Linked DNA regions of Homo sapiens: all the other regions are linked to region 1. Evidence: chromatin loops called from intact Hi-C (ENCODE). Cell type or tissue: GM12878. All regions are shown on one strand.

Region 1 (8,000 bases):
GGAAAATACTGCCATTCGTCTGAAGAACACTTATTAAATTCGTAGGATATGAAAGATGCTGCTGAAGGGATTGGAGAGAGGAGAGGGGAGTGTTAAAATGTTGATAAGCCGTGTATGGGAATGACCATAATTCCAATTATAAAGGCTGTACGGAAGCAGGGGTCTGGCTTAGGGAATCAGTTAGAAGGATTCCTTCTTCTCCACTTCTTTTGGACAAGGAGAATTAAAAAATCACCTGTCACCTTTTCACTATTACCATGTACGTCAGATATTTTTAGTTCTGCAGGTGGAATTGTTAAGGTGATTGAGAATGAGGTCTTTTTTTTCTTTTTGGAGCAGCAATAGAGCAGAATGAAAGGTGAGATGGTCTTAAGGAATCTGTTAAGGGAAGAAGGTGGCCTAGGCTGTGTGGAGGTTCAGGGGCAGCAGGAGAGATCTATATTTTAGATGTATTATCAGTATGTGTTGGGTGTCTTTGGTTTTTTGATAAACTTGTTTTTCTAACTAGACTGTCCACTCTTTGTGCCTTTTCTGGTTATATATATATCCTTTTGTTTGGAGACAGGGTCTTTCTCTGTCACCCAGGCTGGAGTGCAGTGGCATGCTCATGGCTCACTACAGCCTCAACCTCCGTGGCTCAAGCGATTCTTCCACCTGAACCTCCTGAGTAGCTGGGACTACGGGTGTGCACCATCACATCCGGCAAAGTTTTGTAATTTTTGTAGAGACAAGGTTTCGCCCTGTTGACCAGGCTGGTCTTGAACTCCTAACCTCAAGTGATCTTTCTGCCTTGCAGGAGTGAGTGATAATTTACTTATAACACCCATTGTAAGTCTGCAAATCAGTGATTTCTAGTCATTTTAAAGAGTTGTGCAGCCATCACGGCAACCCAGTTTTAGAACATTTCCATCATGTCAAATGGTTTCGTTATATCCGTTCTGTAAGTCTAACAGAACAGAATGGAGAAGTCATGGGCAACAGGTTGCTTCCCTACCATGCTGATGTACCCTGAGCCTTTCAAGGTAGAAAATAAAAGTGCATGTTAGAATGTGTGTGTAAGGTGGCAAGTGGCTGGGGGAGAAACACTATCCCTTTCTTAAGTGGTAAAGTAGTATTTCCCATCCTGCTTTGCCAGTCTCAAGAAAGAGGATACCGGCTTTTAAAAGTAGAAGAAAAAAACTACAAATGCATGAATGTACCCAACTGTGTGTGTTTTTTTTTTCTTTGTATTTTCCACCTTCCTACACTTCCAGCTGATGTTTTTTTTGTTGTGGTGGTGGTTTTTTTTTTTTTTTTTTAAATGAAGAGACAAGGTCTTGCTATGTTGCTCAGGTTGGTCTTGAATTCCTGGCCTCAAGGGATCCTCCTCCATTGGCCTCCCAAAGTGCTGGGATTTGCCCAGCCCCTAACTGTTGTTTTGTTAAGTTGCATTTCTCAAGATTGGGCAGAGTAGCTTCCTAGACTTGGTGATTTAATTTTACTTTTCTTGTCTTGTTATTTCTCTGCATTCAATGTTACCTTAATTGTAAAATAAAAATTACCAAGACATTGCTGAATATAGTTGTTGATTAGTGTTCCCTTGATAGTAGTCCTGCATTTTTACTTTCAGCTACTGCTTAATCACATTCATTTGCAAAATTGGAAAATTTTTACTTTGGCTAATTACCATAGGTTTAGAACTTTCTGGTCTTCAGCTCCAGAAATGTATCGCTGTGTTGAGATCATGTTTTATTTCATCCATGTTTATTTGAATACTGCCCCTCTGAAAAGCTGACTGTTTTTGGAGCTTTTATACACAAGTATGAGTGAGGAAATTACTTTAGGTGTAGAATAAAATTGTGTAGAAATAATTATCTTTGAAAAAATTTGGTATTCAGGATATTGAATTGGAAGTGTTGAAGAAGCAGCTGTTTTGTGTGTAATACGTTTCTCTTGTTTGAGAATTTACCAGTTTTTTGCAGTTGTAGCTTTGAACTATCCATTCCCCCCTTAAATTTAGATACCCTGACAACCAAAAATCTCTTGAATTGTCATGAAGTACTTTAGTAGAAGTTTTATGGAAAAACACAACATAGCTATGATCTTTGCTGGAAGCTTCAAAAAGGCATCATCGTGTGATGCTTTTTAGGTAGAAAAACTCCCAGAAATAAGATAAGGTACCTACACTGGGCAAAGCCCAAGCCTCTTACTCATGTTTCCTGGTAATCCACAGCAGTGGTTTTGCTCCTTTCATGACATTGTTTTTGTTGTAGTGTTTGTCTTTCATAAAAATTCTCCATAAAAATATATAAAAATTACCTGTCTTCCAAATCAAACTTTTATCAAACCTTCCAAGCTGAAAGCTGGTACAATTTAAGATCATTTTACCCAGGAACAGAGTAATAATTTATTTTGTGTTTACTGTTTCATTGGACTTACTGATTTATTGGTGGTGACTTGATCTTATGTGTACTTGGTGACCTTAAAGTAAATTACCTGGGTAGTTGTGGTCATTTGACAAGTTTTTATTGAGCACACAGCCATTTGCGCTCTTGGTGTACAGTGGTATAAAGACAGACCAGGTCCCTGTTCTTACGGAGCTTAAAATACTATGGAAAGGAAGAGAAAATAAACTAACAGAAAAATAACAATTTCAGCTGGCGACAAGTGCTACGAAGAATTTAGAGAAGGGTAAGGAACTACAGAGTGATGAGAACTGGGTGGAGTGACTGCTTTATAGACAATGTTGAGATAATGCATTTAATTTTTTAGGAAAAAGTAATGCTACTTCCTTTTGGAGCCGGGGATAATTCTTATGTAGGTTTACCTGTGCCATTTAGCTCATTTGGTTGGGGGACAGACAGCTTTTAGATTTGGAGCCCTTGTGCATAGGCTGCTAAACTTATAAACTTAGTTCCATGTTGTAGACTAAACCTAGGCCAGCTAATTTACTAGTATTGTTAGTCATTAGGGTGGGAGATTATGAATGGATTCACTTACATATTATTTATTCATGTGGCATATATTTGTTGTGTATTTCAGTAGGTGCTGAAGAAAATTCCAGGATTAAGAAAAACTTTCTCAAGTAGCTGTAGTTTACCAAAATAGTTATCAGAACTAATTTGGTTCATTAGGACTTTGAGTAAATAGTAGGTCTCTCGTGTCCTAAATGACTTGAGCTAACACATTCTGCAGTCTTTCTGGCACTTCTTTTCTCTTTTGCCTCATCACCCATGCTTTTTCTCTTTGTGGCATCTTCTGTGTTACTTTTCATAACTAGTACTCCCACTTCCCTTTTTACCTATAGATACAAACTTTTTCAACGGTCGCATACATAGAAGTGCACAAATCGTAAGTATAAGGATTTGATAAAGTTTTGCAGAATGAGCATATCTTTGCCACTAGCACCCAGATTGATTTTTTTTTTTTTTTTGAGACAGGTATCTGGCTCTGTTGCCCAGGCTAGAGTGTGGTGGTGTAATCACAGCTCACTGTAGCCCCTACTTTGAGGCCCAGGTGATACTCTCACCTCAGCCTCCTGAGTAGTTGGGACCATAGACATGTGCCATCATGCCTGGCACATTTTTAAGGGCTTTTTTTTTTTCTTTTTGTGAGACACGGTCTCCCTATGTTGCCTAGGCTAGTGTCTTATTTCTGGGCTCAAGCGATCCTCCCGCCTCAGCCTCCCAGAGAGTTGGTATTATAGGCATGAGCCACTGTGCTGGCTTGCACCTAGATTCTTAAAGAGAACATTACTAGAACATTACCGGAAGCCCCTTGTGCACTGTCCCCTGTGGGCCACTTCTCCCACCCCATTCCTGTCTTTTAATACTAGAGATCAGTTGTGCTTGTTTTTGAAATTTATGTGAGTGGAGTATACTATGTATACAGTACACAGTAAATACTGTATGTACCACTGCCTATATACAGTATACTCCACAGTGAGTGAAACAAGCCAGACTCAGAAGCATACATACTGTATGTACCACTTTGCTTAGTAGCCACAGTGTATGCACCATGGTACATGCATATACTTCTGAATCTGGCTTGTTTCACTCATGGTTAGGTGTGCAGGATTCATCCATGTTGTTGTGTGCAGTTCTTGCTTATTTTACCAGTCTGTCTTATCCTGAGAATATCTTTGACATTCAACTCTGCATGCAGACCCTTCCTTACACGTTCTAGAGAGAGGACCTGTCTTCACCCTGTGTTTATTACCCACATACTTGAACAGCTGTTTCCTCCAGGCATCATTATGCAAAAGGAATGAAACCCGGTGTGTGCAGCTTTTTTAGAGGACGTAAAAGGAGTCAGCTCTTGCCTCTCATCAATAGTATTGTTTATCAGTCATTTCTCTTTTGAGGCATTGGTTGAATAAATGGGAAAATTCCTGCTTTCAAGGAACTTAGCAGACTTGTTGACAGATAAGACCATAAGAAGAAAGCCAGTGAAGTACCCAGTGATGTGAACGCCATGGTATGAGCAAGTACATAATAGAGACCACAAGTGCTTTTTAGAAGTTAGAGATAGTCATTCTCTGGGGCTTCCTCAGGAAAATCCTCGCTGAATCTGGGATCTAAACTGGGCCTTATGATTCTTGGATATAAGGTTTGTTGTATAGGTTGATACAAGTTACTTATTAATAGTTGTTTGCCCCCCTCCCTTTCACTATCTTTAGGTGATGATGTCCACACCTTTCCACATCTCCTCAGGAGCTGGTGATTCCCAGATACTATTTGTTAACCTGCATCACCACTCCCATGCACACGAACACAGGACAAACAAATCCAGCTGCTTCCTGGCATCTCTACTTGAACAACTTAAAGGCAATTCAGATCCCACAGGGTGAAAAGCTGAATTCATCTATCAGAGTGTTTTCTAAAATCCCAAGTAGATTATGTCCCATTCCTGCTTAAAATGATCTCCTGATTCTCATTGCCTTTTGGATAAAATCCAATCCTGAGTATCAACAAGGGGCTTGTGATTTGGTCCTTTTCTGTGTCATTCTTTAGAATTTCTGGAAGCAGCCTATCATCGCTCCGTCTGCCCTCCATACACAGCGTTTGTGTGTGTTATGCCAAACTGCTTGGTGTTTTCCAACCGTGGACCATGATATCTCACTTCCTTAACCTTACCTTCATATGCTTTTCCTTTGTGTCTTCTTCTGAAATGCTTCTTCCTTTTGTCCAGGCTGACTCCTGTTTGTCTGAGACTTGTGTCTCAGGAAGCCTTTCCGTTCCCCTCCAGTCATTCATACCTCTGTCATAACACATAGACTGTATTTTTAATTTGATTTCCAATCTGTCTCTTTTAGGTTGTCACCTTTTTTGAGGGCAAGACCTTTTTGTTTCATGGCTTTAGTTTGCTGTGTTTGTTACAGTGCCTGGCATTTGGTAGGGGTTGAGTAAATGTATACAGAATAAATGAAGCCTGGGAGAAGGAGTTCCAGTTAAGAGTTCTAATAAATAACTGTTTTTTCAAAATCTTGGGGCTTTCATCTTGTGTGTTGAATGTTACTGGATTAGGGGAAAGTTGTCTTTATGAAGTGGGCCCTTTAAACTAGTATTCCTGTTTTTCTGTTATAGTTCCCTACTCCCCGCCCCACACCCCCTCTAAAAAAAAAGTACTAGAAGTTACACACAGAACTGTAGCCTTGGAGGCTGTAGGCAGTGCATTTAAAGTACTTCTGGAGTGGTTTTGAGCTTCAGAGCATTGACACACTTCCCTAAATAACTGTGACAATTCTTTCTATTTGCTGTTGCCCATCGGTGATTTCAGTGGCCAGTAGTCATACTGGAAAGTCTGATAATAAAGCAGGGGATCAGTCATGTGGTACCAAACCAGTTGTGGGGAATGTTAGATGTGTTAAGATGTGATTAGCAACGACATTCCTGTTTGTAAACTGGCATCTATGGCGGTTTAAAAATGGTGGCAAAACCATTTTGAGTATTGTTGGAAATGTTATCTGTTCTGCCGTGTTAATATACCTATAAGTTGGTAGTTGCATCTTGTACCCTTGATAGTCATACTTTGTACATTGTGTATGCCACTCTTCTGTTGAGTAATTTGGATTAATTACTTTGGAGATTGAAGTCTTGACTCATTCACTTCACTCATTTATTTAGCTGTATTTTCAGTTCCATGCAATGAGTGACACAGACTGTGCTGCCAAAAAGGAATTCTCAGTAAGGGCAATGCACATAAATTACTGTGTTACTCAGAAATCATGAATAGTTGAGATCACAAGGTAAATGGTAAAAATTTTGTTTTTAAATAGGATTAAATATGACTTTCTCTCCTCCTTTCTCCCTCTGTCAATTTAGGAAATCTACTTAAATTGTCCTGTGGTTGGGAAAAGAAACTAGTGGAAGGAATATGTTAAAAAAGCATCTTTCTTAAAATGTATTCAAAATATTTTTCTCTACAATTTAAGAGCATTAGCAAATACAACCTAGGATGAAACTTTAACAGCCTTTGAGAGGGACAAGAAATGAAATTAAGGGTGATATATGATGCCAGTATCATCGGTGTATTGGGTCTCATAATACATACAATACATGGTAGTTAGTCATAGGGAGAAAACAAACCTGGTGGCTGCTTTCTAAGAACAAATCAGATTTCTTGTGTAGCTATGTGGTTTAACTGTTCTTGCCCTTCTTTTACAAAACTAAACAGGTTTAGTATCATAAGTGCTACAGAAATAGTCAAGATTGCAATAATTAGGAATCTAGCTCAAACTACCTTAAGTCAAAAAAGCCAAAAATTTATTGGCCCACGTAGCCAATGAGAGAAAGTTGATGTTTAAACTCAGGGAAACGGGAAGAACTGCAGGAATCAGAACTCCTGTCACTTGACTAGTCCCTAGATTAAAACAGAAAAACAAATAAACAAATGTCACCCATCATCCTGCCATTCAGAATTATTTATTGAGCAGTTTGTTCATTGGACTTCACGTATTTGAGTAACTACGGTTTTCCAGGTGCTTTGCTTTAATAATGATATTTCACTGAATTTTCAAAACGATGGTTCCCTGTGGTAGTGGGAATTATGCTATGTGTTATATGAAACAAAGTAAGTTTGATTTTTAAAGGCGTGTATTCTGGCCTGTTGGTTGATAGAGTTCATTTTGATTTCTTCTTCTAGGGGAGAAGTTTTATGAACACTTAATGGTTTTAGAGTTCTATTTGTAGAAAATAAAGATAAAATCCAGATTTATTTCAGGATTATTTTCATTTTGGGAAGAACCAAAACATTGGATTCTTAATATCTATAGCATAATTAACTTTGCCCAAATCTTCCATTAAAGAATAATTATGTATACAAGAGAACCCACATGTAATATTTTTGTTCTAAATTTGTTTAGAGTGCTGGTTCTCAAACTTTAGCATGTTATCAGAATCACTTGGAAGAAGACTTCTTCAACACATTGCTGAGTCCCATTCCCAGAGGTTCAGAAAATTAGATGTTGACATTTTCAAAGTGAACTTAAGAGAAGTAAGTGGTCTGCATTTATAGGAACCATGTTTTTGGCATTTGAGGTGATGCCTTAATTGATGAAAACATTGTGCAAAGTATAGGAGTGTTTATAAATTAGGGAACCATATCAATTAAACTCTTATCTTTTTGCATTCTAAAATCATCTATCTTGCATTATTAGCACTTAGGATTGGATTTCAGATATGTTTAAAAAAAAAAAAAATCTCATTTCTGGCTGTGATGTGGTGGCTCATGCCTGTTATTCCAGCACTTTGGGAACCTGAAGCAGAAGGCTTGCTTGCTCACAGTTAGGAGTTTGAGACCGGCCTGGGCAACAAAGTGAGAACCCGTCTTTACAAAAATAAAATTAGTTGGGCATGGTGGTGCATACCTGTAATCCCAGCTACTTGGGAGGCTGAGTCAGGAGGATCCCTTGATCTCAGGAGTTCGAGGCTACAGTCATCTATGACTGCGCTCCTATACTCCAGCCTGGATGACAGAGCAAGACCTGGTCTCAAGAAAAAAAAAAATCCTATTTTTTTTTT
Region 2 (8,000 bases), 320 kb before region 1:
AAATTTTAAAAATAAGTAAAAATAAAAATTTTATTTCCCCCACCTTCTTGGGATCTGTAGTCTGTGTCAGATATATATTAATGCGTTCATGAATATTTGTATTCTCTACTAAAGCACTAAGGACTAGAGCTCATAAACTTTTTTGAAAAGTGGCATAGTTGTTGAATCGTTGGAATCGTCTTGAGAGCTTTTATCGATCTAATTATAAGAAACCTACAATTGGCTTTTCATAAAAGGATATGAAGGTCTATTTTGTGATTTTTAAAACCTTGATATATTTTGTAATATTTCAAGAAGACAGAGTTATTTTCTGCCAGGGACTTTTGGAAAGTGGTCACTGTCATTTCCTTAAGGAATGATTTGATACTGATTATTTTCTAGCTCCACATTGTATTTTTCCTAAGCTTAGTACATCACAGTCAAGCTGACTTCTCCATAGGAATTAAGTAGCATTGAAGTTTTCAACAGTCATTTTCAAAGATTAAATAATTTATATTACTCTCATAACAACTACCCTGTAAGCAGTTGAAAGAGAGCAGATGAGAGAGAAGAGCCCTTTAAGCTTGGAACTTTGGGATTAATATCTTGTAGCAACTCTTCCAGTTTAAGTCACACAAACTTTCAAGCTGCATCAAAGTACCCAGTCATGTCAACTACGTTTATAAAGTGGAAGAATTGGAGTAGATGACTTCTGTGCTCCCTTAAAGAATGAAATTTCAGTGGATCTCTCTAGCATAGCCACTTATATGTGTCATGCAGGAAGTCCTTTCTGAATATTCATTGAGTTTCTGCACTTAGAAAGTTACAAAGAAACGCGATGGTAGTCAAACCTCACAAAAATTCACTAATGAGCAAGCCTCTTAATAAATTTCATCCACATTCTAGTATATCATTTCCTTCCCAGCATCTTTCCCATCCATCTTGCCAGTATTTTTATTGTTTGACTTACTGTTGATCATTGATATTGTACAGTGCAAATAAATTGCAAGTCAACCAAAAGATCAAGGATTTCACGAAAACATTGGAAGTGATATGGGGGATGTGCTTGAACCACATGGAACCACTCACCATAGTAAACAATTGAAGAAGAAAACTCTACAATAATAGTGAAATTAGTGGAAAGTCCTTATTTTGAATATTAAAGGATTGATTAAAAGATTGATTTGAGCATCACATGATTGAGAGGCCCTTGAGGAAACTGATGATACCCTTGATTTTTTTCTGTAAGAATTACCTTCTCTGATTCTGCTACAAAAAGACCAACATGAAGTGATGAATGTTAGATGGTGCTGTAATATAATTTTGTTAGAACAATTACAAATACAATTAATATTTGGTTCATTCTTTGCTGTTTTTGAGAATTAGTACATGGTTGCAGTTTTAACCTACATATTGTTAACATTGTTAAATATTTCATCAATTTATTTTTGTAGTTTGTAGTTTTGTTTCAAGGTGAAGTATTTGGTTTTTGTTGTTGTTTTTTTGACACAAGAGTCTCCCTCTGTTGCTGAGGCTGGAGTGTAGTGCTGCAGTCTCTGCTCACTACAACCTCCGCCTCCCAGGTACAAGTGATTCTCCTGCCTCAGCCTCCTGAGTAGCTGGGATTACAGGCACCTGCTACCACACCCGGCTAATTTTTATATTTTTAGTAGAGACAGGATTTCCCCATGTTGGCCAGGCTGGTCTCGAACTCCTGACCTCAAGTGATCCGCCCACCTTGGCCTCCCAAAGTGCTGGGATTACAGGTGTGAGCTGCTGCCTCCAGCCTCAAGGTGAAGTTTTAACCTTATCATCATTATTTACTATTAAATTTTGGTCTCCATTTTAAGTTGATTTACTTTTTTCTGGTCTATTATCCTCTATTAATGAGCATCTCCACTATTGATTTCAGCTCTACAGGGTGTACTGTGTTATAGTGATGCCCTGTGATGTCCCTCCAAACTTCATGTCCTTGCAGAACCTCACAATGTGACCTTATTTAGAAATAGAGTCATTGCATATGTAATTAGTTAAGATGAGGTCATGCTAGAGTAGGGTGGGCCTTTAATCCACCATAACTGGTAACCTCATAAGAAAAGAAGAGACACTAAGACACAAACAGAGTGAAGATGGCCATGTGAAGTCACAAACACATAGGGAGAACACCCTGAACAACAGAGGCAGAGCTTGGAGTGATGCATTTACAAGCCAAGGAACTCCAAGGATTGCCAGCAACACCAAAAGCTAAGAGAAGGGCATGGAAGGGATTCTGCCCTGAGAAGGAGCCAAACCTGCTGACTCCTTAATTCTGGACTATTAATAGTAGCCTTGGCCAGGTGCGGTGGCTCACGCCTGTAATCCCAGCTCTTTGGAAGGCCAAGGCAGGCAGATCATGAGGTCAGGAGTTTGAGACCAGCCTGGCCAACATGGTGAAACCCTGTCTCTACCAAAATACAAAAATTAGCCGGGCGTGGTGGTGAGTGCCTGTAATCCCAGCTACTCAGGAGGCTGAGGCAGGAGAACTGCTTGAACCCAGGAGGTGGAGGTTGCAGTGAGCCGAGATCGTGCCATTGCATTCCAGCTTGGGCAATAGAATGAGACTCCATCTCGGAAAAAAAAAAAAAAAAAAGAAAAAATAGTAGCCTCAGGAGCTGTGAAAAATAAATTTATATATTTTGTTTTCTGCTACCAGTTTTTGGTGGTTTGTTATGGCAGCCTTAGGAAACTAATACAGGGAGTTTTCAGAAAATGATTCTGCTGATCCATGGACTAGATGATGTTTCTCAGAGCCTATGCCCACGAAATGGCATAAAAACCAGTTGAAATTTGTATGAGAAGTTGTGTTATTGGCCCAAACTAGATATGGTTTAAATAACTCTTTAGCTTGCAGCCTTCCTTGTGTTAAGTTAGTCGTTTCTTGTTCTTAGAGATTGAATGTTTTTGTTAATGGCTGCGCTGGAAGTGCTTCTCACTGTTATAGAATAAGAAGAGACAGCTTCAGGTTCCTCTGTGCATCCATTGGTATTTGTTTTTCTTGGCGGCTCTCAGATTCAAGATAGGAATTTCACCAGCAACTTCTACTTAAAGCCAGTGCATTACCTTTAGATCAGGCTACATACATGTGTTTTGGGCCAAGGAACCTAAAGTATGGAACTGGTTCTTTTCAATAGAGAGGAATTATGATATGTCATTATCATAAAAGCCCTTTTAAAAAAATTTAACTTTTAAGTTCAGGGACACGTGCAGGTTTGTTATATAGGTAAACTTGTGTCATGGGAGTTTGATGTACAGATTATTTTCACCACCCAGGTATTAAGCCTAGTACTTATTAGTTGTTTTTCCTGATCATCTCCCTCTACCTATCCTCCACCCTCTGATAGGCCCTGGTGTGTGTTGTTCCCCTCTATGTGTCCATGTGTTCTTATCATTTAGCTCCCACTTACAAGTGACAACATGCGGTAATTGGTTTTCTGTTCCTGCATTAGTTTGCTAAGGAAAATGGCCTCCAGCTCCATCCATGTTGCTACAAAGGACATGATCCTGTTCCTTTTATGGCTGCATGGTATTCCATGGTGTATATGTACCACATTTTCTTTATCCAGTCTACCATTGATGTGCAGTAAATGCCCTTCAGAAAGTTGAAGCCGGGCTCAGTGGCACGTACCCGTAGTTCCACCTACTTGGGAAGCTGAGGCAGGAGGGCTGCTGAGGCCAGTAGTTCAACATTGTATTGTGGTATTACTGCTCCTTTGACTACTGGTCTCCAGCCTGGGCAATGCAGTGAGACCCCATCTTTCAAAAAAAAAAAAAAAAAAGGAAAGAGAAGAAATTTGATCTACTGTTTGGTCCCAGATAGAACCTGAGATTGTGTGTTTTGTATGCTATGAAATTAAAAGGCCGAGTTAGCCAGTAAGCATCCAGTTTGAACTGTCTGGAATTGCCTCACTGGAGTCTTGTCCTCTGTGATCAATTGTGGGCTCTAGTCTCAGTATGTCATGCCTGGCAGGCTTCTAGGTTTGGGCAGAGGAAATGAAACCTAGTCGGTTACTCTGAGATTTATAGTAGACCTGCTATTGCAGGAAGTGGTGAAAAGTTGATTGATAGTTTGAGACAAAACTCTACAGCAAAAAAACAGGATGTATGCTTTCCATTTATACCCAGTTCCCCCTGCCCCTACATTTCAGGCTCCTTTTGCATTTTGTTTTGGTTGCTTCATAAGGCTGCGGAGGCTTTCCCCCTCCTACAGTCACCAAATGTAAAATAATTGAGGAAATTTTGTATCAGCTTAGCCATAGTAAAGGCAAGTACTTTCTGCTGTTGCAATTACTCTTTCGTGGTAGTTACATGTAGCATAACTTGTCTGCAGTCTTTAAAGAGAAATTCTCCAAATAGGATATTATTTCACATATGCAGAAAGAATGAAAGGTCTTTTTTAAGTTACATTGTAGGATTACATTTCCAGTAACTTTCTAAGAAAAATCTATTTTGAGTGTGGTTTTATTAAAATATGACAGCAGTGGTATCCAATTGTCTCTTTTAAATGCAGCGTCTCTTCATTCTATAATAAATATATTCTTAACAGGTAGGTGATCCTCACTTAGATATAAAACATGTAACTAGCCAGGCATGGTGGCTTACTCCTGTAATCCCCAGCACTTTGAGAGACCAAGGTGGGTGGATCACTGTGAGGTCAGGAGTTTGAGACCAGCCTGGCCAACATGGCAAAACCCCATCTCTACTAAAAATAACAAAAATTAGCCGGGCGTGGTGGCGCATGCCTGTAATCCCAGCTACTCGGGAGGCTGATGCAGGAGAATCACTTGAACCAGGGAGGTGGAGGTTGCAGTGAGCTGAGATCGCTCCACTGCACTCCACACTCCAGACTGGAAGGCAGAGTGAGAGTCTGTCTCAAGAAAAACCTAACCAGACAAACAAAAAACATATACTATAACTAGTAACTCAGCCTATGTGTTTGTTGAGAGTATCAAAATGTACCATGCCCAGGGCTGCCGCTCATGCCTGTAATCACAGAACTCTGGGAAAGCCAAGGTGGGAGGATCACTTGAGCCCAGGAGTTGGAGACCAGCCTGGGCAACATAGGGAGAACCTGTCTTTACAAAAAATATAAAAATTAGCTGGGTGTGGTGGCATGTGCCTGTAGTCCCAGCTACTCAGGAGGCTGAGGTGGGAGGATCACTTTTGCCCAGGAGGTCAAAGCTACAGGGAGCGCTGATTGCACCACTGCACTCCAGAGCCCAGGCAATAAAGCGAGAACCTGTCTCTAAATAAAGAAATAAATAGTACCTGATGTTTGTAAGAGTGGTTATCTAATAATGCCATTTGACCAAGCTTTTGGACATGAACTAGCCTAGTCAGTTTTGAGTACGACAGAGAAAAACTACTACCTACCTTAAGTGAGCTGCTTTCTGAAAAGGTAAGTCTGTTACAAAAGTAGATTGTGTAATTGACAAGGAGTGGCAGATTAGAACCAACTCTAATTGTACTAGTGGTTGAAAAAAACAAAACAGCTACTCTTTCATGGCTTAATTTTTTTTCCCTACAGGAATAATTTCCCTTTTTGTGAACAGTGATTGCTAGGTTATCTGTGCTAAGTAATTGAATAAAAACAAACCCAACTTTAATTCCTCAGACTACTGGGGCACATTCTACACCAATGCTATTTTGAAATTTTAATCAGTTTTTATCCTAGCATTCTTTAAGAATGGGAGAGAGTTCAGAATGTTTCTTTTATTAAAGTTTCTTTCAGAACTTTAGTATTAATTTAGGAAGCTAGCCAGCTTGAGGTATTAAAGGTGGGATAATAAAATAGAAATGAAGCTTGGCAAAGGATCAAAAATCAATTTATCTGTCTATCTATCTATCATCCATCCATCTATCCATCCATCCATCCATCCATCCATCTATCCATCTATCCATCCATCCATCCATCCATCAACTTATTGTATAACCTGGTAATTTTAAACATAATATAATGCCGAAAGTGAAAAACTTTTTCCTGAAGGATAAAAGTTCGCATCAGCTGGTTACAGGCAGGAGTTCCTGTTTGGGCCCCTGGACTCAGCTTCACCACTTTTCTGCCTGTTACACTTGTTACTTTCAGTCCCCCTGTGTGTGGGGTATGCTTTCTGAGAAGAGCCAGGATTCTAGGGGAGGAGCTTTGGAATTCCACATTTCTACTGTTATAAAAGACAGGACACAATATCTGTATAGTAGACAATAACAAAGATCCAAATAATATCAACTTGAGAATTGGCATGTTTAATATATTCAGCAATATTCACAAAAATGATTCAAATTTTACCCTTGTTTTCTAAACCTCCATAGATGATGCTTATATGTATACTTCATTTAACATTGTTAAGCTAAATATATTAGTCACAGTTCCTTTGGAGGATTCTGGGCTTTGTGCAAGTCAGAACTTGCTCAGTTGGAAGATGCTGAGTGGAGCTCAAGTTAGGAAGAAGTAAAGAATGTGGCCTTAAGAAAGGACACTTTGGCCAGGTGCAGTGGCTCATGCCTGTAATCCCAGCACTTTGGAAGGCCTAGGCGGGCAGATCACCTGAGGTCGGGAGTTCAAGACCAGCCTGACCAACATGGAAAAACCCTGTCTCTACTAAAAATATAAAATTAGTCGGGCATGGTGGCTCATGTCTGTAATTCCAGCTACTCGGGAGGCGGAGGCAGGAGAATCTCTTGAACCCAGGAAGTGAAGGTTGTGGTGAGCCGAGATCGTGCTGTTGCACTCCAGCCTGGGCAACGAGAGTGAAAATCCATCTCAAAAAAAAAAAAAAGAAGAAGAAAAAGAAGAGAAGAACACTTTGCAGAGCCTGTATATTCATGGGAGGCCCTTTGGTGGAACGGGAAGAGGGCTGGAGTTTTGAGGCTTGGGTTTCCAGTCGTGACCGCCCCTTGTTGGCTGAGTGAACCTCAGCGGCTCTCCTACCCCTGCAAGCTCTAGTTCCCTCATCTGTAATGTAGGGATAACAATGGCACTGATTCACAAGGTGGTTAATGGAGCAAGTGCAGTGATGTTAGTGGAGCATCATCCTTTGTATATTGTTGAGAAGTATTTGTCATGACAATTAAAATGAGATATATAGTCAGTAAAGTAAAAGCTTTTATTTTATATTTTTTATTTCTAGTATTAGAGTTAGAGGCAGTATCCACTTTCCCAAATTTATTACTCTTTATTTCTTAAGTTGTGTGTCACTACCCAGAGAGAACTCCCCTTCATGGAGAAACAGAGTGGTGTACTAGTTCTTTGACTGAACTTTGCAGCAGCTCAGACTGAATCCTTTACCACTGGTAGTCAAGGTTTCAAAATATATGGTGGACATTATCTACAACTGTCTTGGGTATAAATGCAAATTATGTTGCAGCCGTCATATTCCATAGCTATGCTTTTAAAAATGCCTCAGACTGATAAAAGATTAGCCAGGGGTTATAATGCTTTGGTGAATCATTAACTGACTCTAGTGGATCTCACCTTGGTTTTCCTCTTTACCCTAAACCCCTCCCTTTCTCTAAGCGCTCTGGAAGTTCTGGCACTGAAACCCAGGGCTAAGAGAAAGCTACCCATCAACGATGGTGACTGCCCTTGTCCCACTCACCGCACTGTGCCTCCCGCTCACCCTTGGACACTGCAGTGGTGCTTCTGTGGCCTGATTACACATGTGAAGAGGCAGCAGGGGTTGTGGGGGGTGGGGGGCAATCCCTGCACAATCTCATTATTGTGCTGAGTACTTTGAGAAATAGCATTTCAGGTACATGCAGGCACCCAGATTAAAATACCATCTTTGTTCGGTATTTCCCATTGTACCATCAGCTCCACTGAAATGAAGCCTCATTTTCCTGATATTATGGGATGGACTATACTTTTACAAATGAATTTATCTTGTAAACTCACCGTCATCCAGTTTGTCTCAAAGCCACTCAATGTTTTGTATGTTCATTTAATCTTTGGAGTCAGGGAAACATAGAAACCATGTCAGCATGTTTAC
Region 3 (8,000 bases), 560 kb after region 1:
ATTTGTAGCATTTATCAGCTTCTGGAGTATAATACTCCTGCCATGACTGATTTCAAGCTACGGATGTGATGTCACTGAATGCACAGTGGACAAGAGATACGCAGTAGCACTCCATTCTGTAGTATTTCCATTCTACAGATACAATAAACATCATGTCCTCAAAAGCATAGATACTAGTGAAATGTAGTAACACAGGAAGTGAAAAGTTTTGAGTCTTTACTATATTTGTGTTTAATATGATTTGTCCGTTTATGTAACTTAATTTTTAATGATGGCTGTGTTTAAAAACCGGCTCACAAAATTTCTGAAACTGTAACAATCTTGTGAGCTGGCACAGGCTAGCTGTGCTGGACCTGGTAATGCCCACCCCTGTTGGAAATCTCTGAACAAGAGATGATGGAGCTTTTCCTCAGACTTCATGGCCACAGCATCCTCTTTATGGGACATCTAAAGGGCCATCCCTTATTTTTAGATATTTTGCAGAAACATTTTAGGAAATTCTGATTTGGTTATTTCATAGTTGTGGAAACTGAGATGCTAAGTAAGTGTCTTGCCCAAGAATCAGATCCAAATACAAACTAAGCTCTTCTGAGCCTTGGTACTATAACAAAAGGTTTCTCGTTCATTCTGTGCTCAACACTGTCCCAGATTCATAGCTACCATTTGCTCCCACATGCTATTGAAGGTACTCTGCTCATCAATTACAAGCATCATTGCATTTAATGTTTCCAATACCCTATATGTGTGGTATCCCCATTCTACCGATAAGAAAACTTCAGTGCGGAGAGGTTCAGGAATTCCACAGAATGAAGCAAAGACGCGGGTTGCTAAGAGATACCCTGCTCCCATTAAAATATCCCGGCGTCCCACTGCTCCATACTGTGGCTGGATGTGGTAGAACAAGAATAAGGCTTATCATCTTCCTTTCTCAGCAAGAAAAGGCCATATGTGTTCCCTTCCATGCTGTGATCCTTAAGCCAAAACATCTCCACGGGCCAGCTTTAAGCAGCCGTGTGTGCTATCCCGGGCCAGTCACCCCACCCACATCTACTGATGTATGAGATGCTGAGTTTAGGGAGCAGAAGCAGGGAAAATCCCCTCGTCCCACTTCCTAGGAATCCACTTGGCAGTGTTAGTAATAAGAGCTTTCTACTCTTTTCTTAAGGTTTTTACCTTTCACATCCATGATGCCATTTGACCCTTAAAAGACTCCATGAATTATTCCTGTTTCTCACCTTGTCCAAGGTCACACAGCTCCAAGGTCAGCAAGCTCTGAATCATCTGCCCCTGTGTCTTTCCCAATGCAGCAAGCTGCTTTATGCTAACAATAGTGCATAGATTAAGTATAGTTCCCTCTGAATCCAAATGTAAATGACGTTTGAGAGACCTTCAAGATTTCAGGAAATGTGACACACGTATATCTTCAAATGCAAGTTTGAACAGGAGGAATAACGTTCACTAATAGCTCACATTTGTAGGAACTGAGACTTAAGGCCAACCCAGTAATTATGCAAGTAACCCATATATAGTGCTTCCTAGGTGTTAGGCATTGCGGTGAGGGTTTTATGTGCATTAACTCATTCAGTCCTCACAATCACAACCCTAGGACATGGCTATGATGGTTGTTATGATTTCATTTTACATATCGGGAAATATGGAGAGGAAAAGCACAGTCCTGACTCAAGGCATCTCTAACTCTGATGGTTTGAGGGGTGTGTGTATAGAAGGTAAAGGAGAGAAGAAGTGATTCCAAATGACGGTGTCTCGTGTTCTGTGTCCTAGTTTTCCTCGGCATCAGCACCGCAGCACCTCCAAGCTGCACATGTGCACTGGCAGCCTGGTTTCTGCTGCAGCCCCCTCTATTCATCATTCATTCAACTTAAGGCATTGAAAAATTCTATTAAAGTGCAAATCTTACCCTGGAGGGAAAATTCACAAGAACCGTAACCTGTAAAGTAAGTATTGTTATCCCATTTTACAGATGAGAAAAGTGAGCTCGGGGATGTTACGAGACTTACCTAAGCGATAAACTAGTAAATACTGAGAAGGGAGAGTCCAGATACAGCATTACAACTCTGAGAGTTCTGGCAAGCTAGAAAATACTAGAAAAGCACTGAATATTGAGTTTATGTCTGAATGTGAGGCAGGAGAGCGGGGAGCGAGTTATTGTAAGAGGACGTTGGAAGAATCTTGAGCAGAGAGGGGTGGGAAGAGACTTGGTGCTGGCTGCCCTTACCCTCCTGCTTCTAGTCCATATGCTGTGTCACCAGTGTCCTGGCAGAACCAACAGGCATTCCACTCACTTCTAGCAGGCTCTGAAGCTCCCCAGAGGACCCCCTTGCCTCACTGGAGTCCCCAGGGCCCATCTGGGGTCGGTCTCTGTCAGGAAGCCAGAGCAAATTTCTTACCCTTCCTCCCAGTTTTCCTGGTCTAGGCCTGTTTCTCTTTCCTGTGTCATTTGTCACCTTCCCCAGGAAGGTTATCTGAGGATGCAGAGAGGTAGAAAGTTGTCAGCTGTGATGCCTGCAGGCCAGGTGGGGAGGAAACGCTCTCTCCAAACCCCTTCCCAGCAAGCCTGGGTCCTGGCTCCCCCTGTCAGAGGCGCGTGAACCAGAACAACTCCATCTTGAATAGGAGCTGGGTAAAATGAGGCCGAAACCTGCTGTGCTGCATTCCCAGACGGTTAAGGCATTCTAAGTCTCAGGATGAGATGGGAGGTCAGCATAAAATACAGGTCACAAAGACCTTGCTGATAAAACACTTTGCAGTAAAGAAACCGGCCCAAGCCCACCAAAACCAAGATGGTGATGAGGGTGACCTCTGGTCGTCCTCACTGTTACACTCCCACAAGCACCATGACAGTTTACAAATGCCATGGCGACATCAGGAAGTTTACCCTATGGGGTCTAAAAAGGGGAGGCACGAAGAATCCACCCCTTGTTTAGCATATCATCAAGAAATAACCATAAAAATGGGCAACCAACAGCCCTCAGGGCTGTTCTATCTATGGAGAAGTCATTCTTTTGTTCCTTTACTTTCCTAATAAACTTGCTTTCACTTTACTGACTCGCCCTGAATTCTTTCTTGGGCAAGATCCAAGAACCCTCTCTTGGGGTCTGGATTGTGAACCCTTTCCTACAGCACCCCCATCTCAGGGTACCATCCCTCCAGTCTCCTCCCTGGGGTGGCCCCTGGGCCAAGAGGCCAGGAAGAGAGCTCTCCTTTGATCACTCCCTTGTCAAAGCAAAAGGATTAAGATCCTACCACTTCCAGCTCAGCAATTCTCGGAAGATCACTCCATGCCCTCCTTTCCACCTGTATGACACGGGGATAATGACAATGTCTTCCTGGGCTGGGTACGAGGATGCAATTAGTTAATCCATGGAAAGTACTCTCAGCCCAGTGCCTGGCACCTATGCCCAATCAATTGTTCAGCATTGTTAGTGCTGTTATTATCTATAGTTGAGAAGTAATAATACCAGTTGCAGTTATCTCAGGCTACACTCCATATTTTTACCACTTCGCTTTTCTTCTCAGACACACACATAAACACACCCCACTTAATGGCAGAGGGTTGCAGCTTTACAAGCAGAACCAGCAAAGGGAACTCAGTTTAACTCTGGCCTGTGCCCAACTCAAAGGGTGGCCTTCAGCAAATAAACACTCCTCTTTGGGCTTCCATCAGGACGTGTAATTTATCTGGAAATAGCTCAAGTGAAGTGTCAGGGGTCACAACTTAAAGAGCTCAGGCCAAATCCAATTGTCAGAGAAGTTCTTGGGCCAACACTGTGCTCTGAAAATGGAGCAACAGGTTAGGGGCTGTGGTTCACGCCTGTAATCCCAACACTTTGGGAGGCAGAAGTGGGTGGATTGCTTGAGCCCACGAGTTCAGGATCAGCTTGGGCAACATGATGAACCCTCATCTCTATAAAAACAACAAAAAAGAAAAATACAAAAATTAGCCAGGCATGGTGGCATGTGCCTGTACTCTCAGCTACTCTGGAGGCTGAGGTGGGAGGATCACCTGAGCCTGGGAGGCGGAGGTTGCAGTGAGCCATGATCGTGCCACTGCACTCCAGCCTCGGCAACAGAGTAAGACCCTGTCTCAAGAAAAAAAAAATGGGGTGACATCACATCACAGTCCAGATATCTGGCTCCTCCCAGCATTTGGGGTGATCCGGTGGAGCCAGGAAGAGCTTTGCGAGGCATCTTTAGCCTTTCAGCCAATTCTCCTCTTTCCTCCTGCTCATGCAATCATTCCCTACCTGGCCCCTAGAGGCCTTTGACTTTGTGACCCTCTGAACCCACTAAATTCTCAGGTGGTTTCCGCTTTCAAATTCAGCAGTTGAAACCTCAGTTCTGACTTGCAGGGCTGGGAAGGATTTGTCTCCCTGCTGCAGGGGGTTAAGTGGCTGCTTTTGAAAGGACAAAGCTAGAGATGACTCGATAAGATAAGGAGCTCTGTTTTCAGGAGGAAAGAACAGGATTTTGTTGTGATCCAGAGGATAACAGTCTGAGCCTCTCATTCATCAGCCCATCCCTCCTCCCTCCCCTTAGCAGGCGCTCAGGGCCACCATGGGATGTGTCTGCAGCTGCTGCCATCTGCTGGGGCATAAAGTTGCTGCAGCCTGCCTGGGGATGGCATTTCTAGGGTTTGCACAGGTGTTTCCTGCCAAGCCCCGAATGATAGCTCTTGTCCCAGTAGAGGCAGTGGGCTCACCGCTACAGTTGCTGGTATTTATCAAGCACCTGCTATGAGCCAAATACTATTTTAGAAATTCCATGAGTTTTCCTACTAATCCATTTGCTAGAATAGAAGCCCACATGGGCAGGGAGTTTTGTCTCTTTTCTTCACAGCAGCAGCCCTTGTGCCTGGAACAGTGCCTGGCACAAGGAAGGAACTTGGTACAGGTGGGTTGCATGAGAACAAGTGTAAAGACAGATTGTGTCGTTATGTCCATTTTATGGATGAGGAAATTGTCACTCAGAGACACAAAGGCTCAAGGTACTATGGGTAAACCTGTGGGAGAAGCTGAAACATTCCTGGTGTGGGCAGAGCTTGTCTATCACTGCAGGTGATTTTGAAGATGGTCAAGACAGGCAACAGGTAGGAATGAACACCTCAGGTAGCCAGGGTCCTTTGAAGTTCAGAAAACCCAGGGTGCAAACCATCAGGAAACTAAGCCAAATCCACGAAATGTTGCAATGGGGCCCGGGGACCTGGCCAGGGCAAGAGGCCCTTCACATGTGTTTTGTGTGTGTTTTTTGAATTAGGAAACTTAATTTTTTTTTGAACAGTTTTAAATTTACAGAACAACTGAGTGGAAAGTACAGGGAGTTCCCATATATGCTCTCACGCCTACCCACACATATGCACACACAGCCATTTTCCCTATTACTAACATCTTGCATCAGCATGAAACATTTGCTACAATTGATGAGCCAATATTGATAACATGATTTTTAACTAAAGTTCATAGATTGCATTAGGGTTCATTAGGGTTCACTTGGTGATGAACATTCTGAGTTTTGAAAAATGCGTGATGTCATATATCCACCATTACAGAATCACACAAAATAGCTCCATTCCTTAAAAATCCCCTGTGCTCCACTTATTTTATTTTATTTTTTTCAGACAGGAGTTTTGCTCTTGTCACCCAGGCTGGAGTGCAATGGCATGATCTCGGCTCACTGCAAGCTCCGCCTCCCAGGTTCAAGCGATTCTCCTGCCTCAGCATCCCAAGTAGCTGGAATTACAGGTGCCTGCCACCACACCCGGCTAGTTTTTTGTATTTTTAGTAGAGATGGGTTTCTCCACGTTGGCCAGCTGGTCTCGAACTCCTGACCTCAGGTGATCTGCCCACCTCAGCCTCCTAAAGTGCTGGGATTACAGGTGTGAGCCACCGCGCCGAGCCCGTGCTCCACCTATTTATCCTTCCCTCTCCTCCAGCCCCTGGCCGCCGCTGATCTTTTTACTATTTCTATAGTTTTGCCTTTTCTAGAATGTTATATACTTAGAATCATACAGTATACAGCCTTTTCAGATTGGCTTCTTTAACGTAATAATATGCATTTAAGGTTTCTCCATATCTTTCCATGGCTTACTAGCTCATTTCTTTTTATCACTGAATAATATCCCATTGAATGGATGTGCCACAGTTTGTTTATCCATTCACCCATTAAAGGACATCTTGGTTGCTGCTGCTTTTTTTGGAGATGGAGTCTCACTCTTACTGAGACTGGAGTGAAGTGGCGTGATCTCAGCTCACTGCAACTTCCACCTCCCGGGTTCAAGTGATTTTCCTGCCTCAGCCCCCTGGGTAGCTGGGATTACAGATGCCTGCCACCACACCTGGCTAATTTTTGAATTTTTAGTAGAGACAAGGTTTCACCACCTTGGCCAGGCTAGTCTCAAACTCCTGATCTCAAATGATCTGCCAATCTCAACCTCCCAGTGTGTTGGGATTACAGGCGTGAGCCACTGCACCCGGCCACATTTGGTTGCTTCTAAGTTTGGCAATTATGAATAAAGTTTCAATAAACATCTGTGTGCATGTTTTTGTGTAGACATAAGTTTTCAACTCACTGCGTAAATACTTAAGAACCCAATTGCTGGATTGCATGGTAAGTTTTGTAAGAAACTGCCAGATGGTTTTCCAAAGTGGCTGTACTCTGTTGTGCTTCTGAACATAGCTCTTAGATCAGGCCTGCTGGCCAGGGTTTTCCCATTCTCGAAGTAGAGGTTAGGCCTGGGAGTCCTCTGGTCCCATCGGCAGTCTGCCCTTTTGCTGAGCCAAATCCACTTCCTCTGGTGAAAGGTGCAAGAAAAGCGCTTTTCTTTTCATCCTACAAAGAGGGACCTACTTTAGATGAGGTATAATGCTGTGGCAATCCCGGATGTTTGAAATTCCCAAGTCATCCCCTCAGGCTGGTGAAGGGGCCCACGGCTCTCAAGAGTCAACCTGTGCCTTTGGTTCAGAATACTTGACCTGAGTGTGCGCGTGTGGGTTGAAGAAAACAGCTACTGTTTTGATGTGCGGTACTTTTGGTTCCTGCCTAAAACCGTGATGAAACCAGTGCCTCTGGAATCAAAATATCCAGCTCTTGTTCCCTTTCCACTCTTTCTACAAGGTCAACAAGTTAGGTAACAGTTTAATTTGCATCATTCCAAAATTTAGAGTAATTAGAATATTAAAATTTAGGGTAATTAGGGAGATAATGGAACTATAAGCATGCCAGGAGTTTATTTTACTTTTCTTCTCTCTTTTTTTTTTTTTTTTAAAGGCTATGAAAAATCAGATATGACCCCTTTAACGTTACTTTAAAAACACAATTTTAAAGGTAGGCTAATATGAAACTGAAACTATAGGAAAGAAAGGGCTTTCTTAGTTATGCTTTTGACATTATTTTCCAGAATCCAAAATGCCATGTTTGCTTGCTTCTACACAATGGCATCTCCTCTCCCTGCCTCCCCCAAAAAACAAAAACCAACCAATCTAAAAAACTTTATATTCCACCAATAACTTGGAGCAAGTCATTTAATCATCAGCTTATTTTTAAAGGCTAATGTTCTTTGGTGATTGCCTAGGAAAACTCAGAGACTCTCACTTGAACTACTTCAATCTGTGAAGAGGAAAAAAATACTTTTGTTTTGCTGGTCGGAGGAGGGTTTATTTATGTGTCTCATTTTACAAGCCTAAGCACTGCAAATGTAAACTCTCTGAAGGAAGATTTTTGTTCTAATGACTTAACTGAAACCAGAAGCATCTCTCTTTGATTTACTGGAACAAGTCCAGTGTGGTCTTGATCTAGCATTATAGAACACGTGTCTCTACCTATGCAGCTGAGAAAACTTACCTTTTCTGTTCCAGCCAAGTAATTTCTCAAAGAATGAGGATGGGTGAAGTCTAGCAAAAAACAAACAAACAAACAAACAAAAGTTAAAAAATTCTCCAGATGATTCTTATAGAAACTGAAGTTTGGGAACCCCTGCTTAAGGC

Evidence for each region. Hi-C counts contacts between places; a loop is a spot of excess contacts. Peaks named below come from ENCODE experiments on the same cell type or tissue, not always from the same donor. Only the 100,000 strongest peaks of a DNase experiment are listed, where the experiment ranks them.
Region 2: a loop joins it to region 1, with 2.0 times the contacts of the local background. A loop is called at or near these places in 7 of 110 quality-filtered maps.
Region 3: it touches region 1 in a loop (2.3-fold over the local background); 8 of 110 quality-filtered maps call a loop at or near these places.

What each region holds. Positions count from the first base shown.
Region 1 is chr3:72,435,950-72,443,949 of GRCh38, reverse strand. All of the region lies in intron 1 of RYBP (RING1 and YY1 binding protein), which reads left to right. Among named protein-coding and RNA genes, the nearest start is that of RYBP, 6.7 kb to the left of the region's middle. RefSeq lists an enhancer at 3,493-3,592. In GM12878, no CTCF peak of the experiment used is centred here; DNase peaks (open chromatin) are centred at 3,257 and 4,206; H3K4me3 peaks cover 786 bases.
Region 2 is chr3:72,753,176-72,761,175 of GRCh38, reverse strand. The region is part of intron 10 of SHQ1 (SHQ1, H/ACA ribonucleoprotein assembly factor); the gene reads left to right. Among named protein-coding and RNA genes, the nearest start is that of SHQ1, 91 kb to the left of the region's middle. In GM12878, no CTCF peak of the experiment used is centred here; a DNase peak (open chromatin) is centred at 4,035; H3K27ac peaks cover 404 bases.
Region 3 is chr3:71,872,177-71,880,176 of GRCh38, reverse strand. No RefSeq gene overlaps it. Among named protein-coding and RNA genes, the nearest start is that of PROK2, 91 kb to the right of the region's middle. RefSeq lists enhancers at 1,944-2,875, 3,806-4,737, 6,683-7,219. In GM12878, a CTCF peak has its summit at 4,598 (motif pointing left); a DNase peak (open chromatin) is centred at 4,586; H3K27ac peaks cover 439 bases.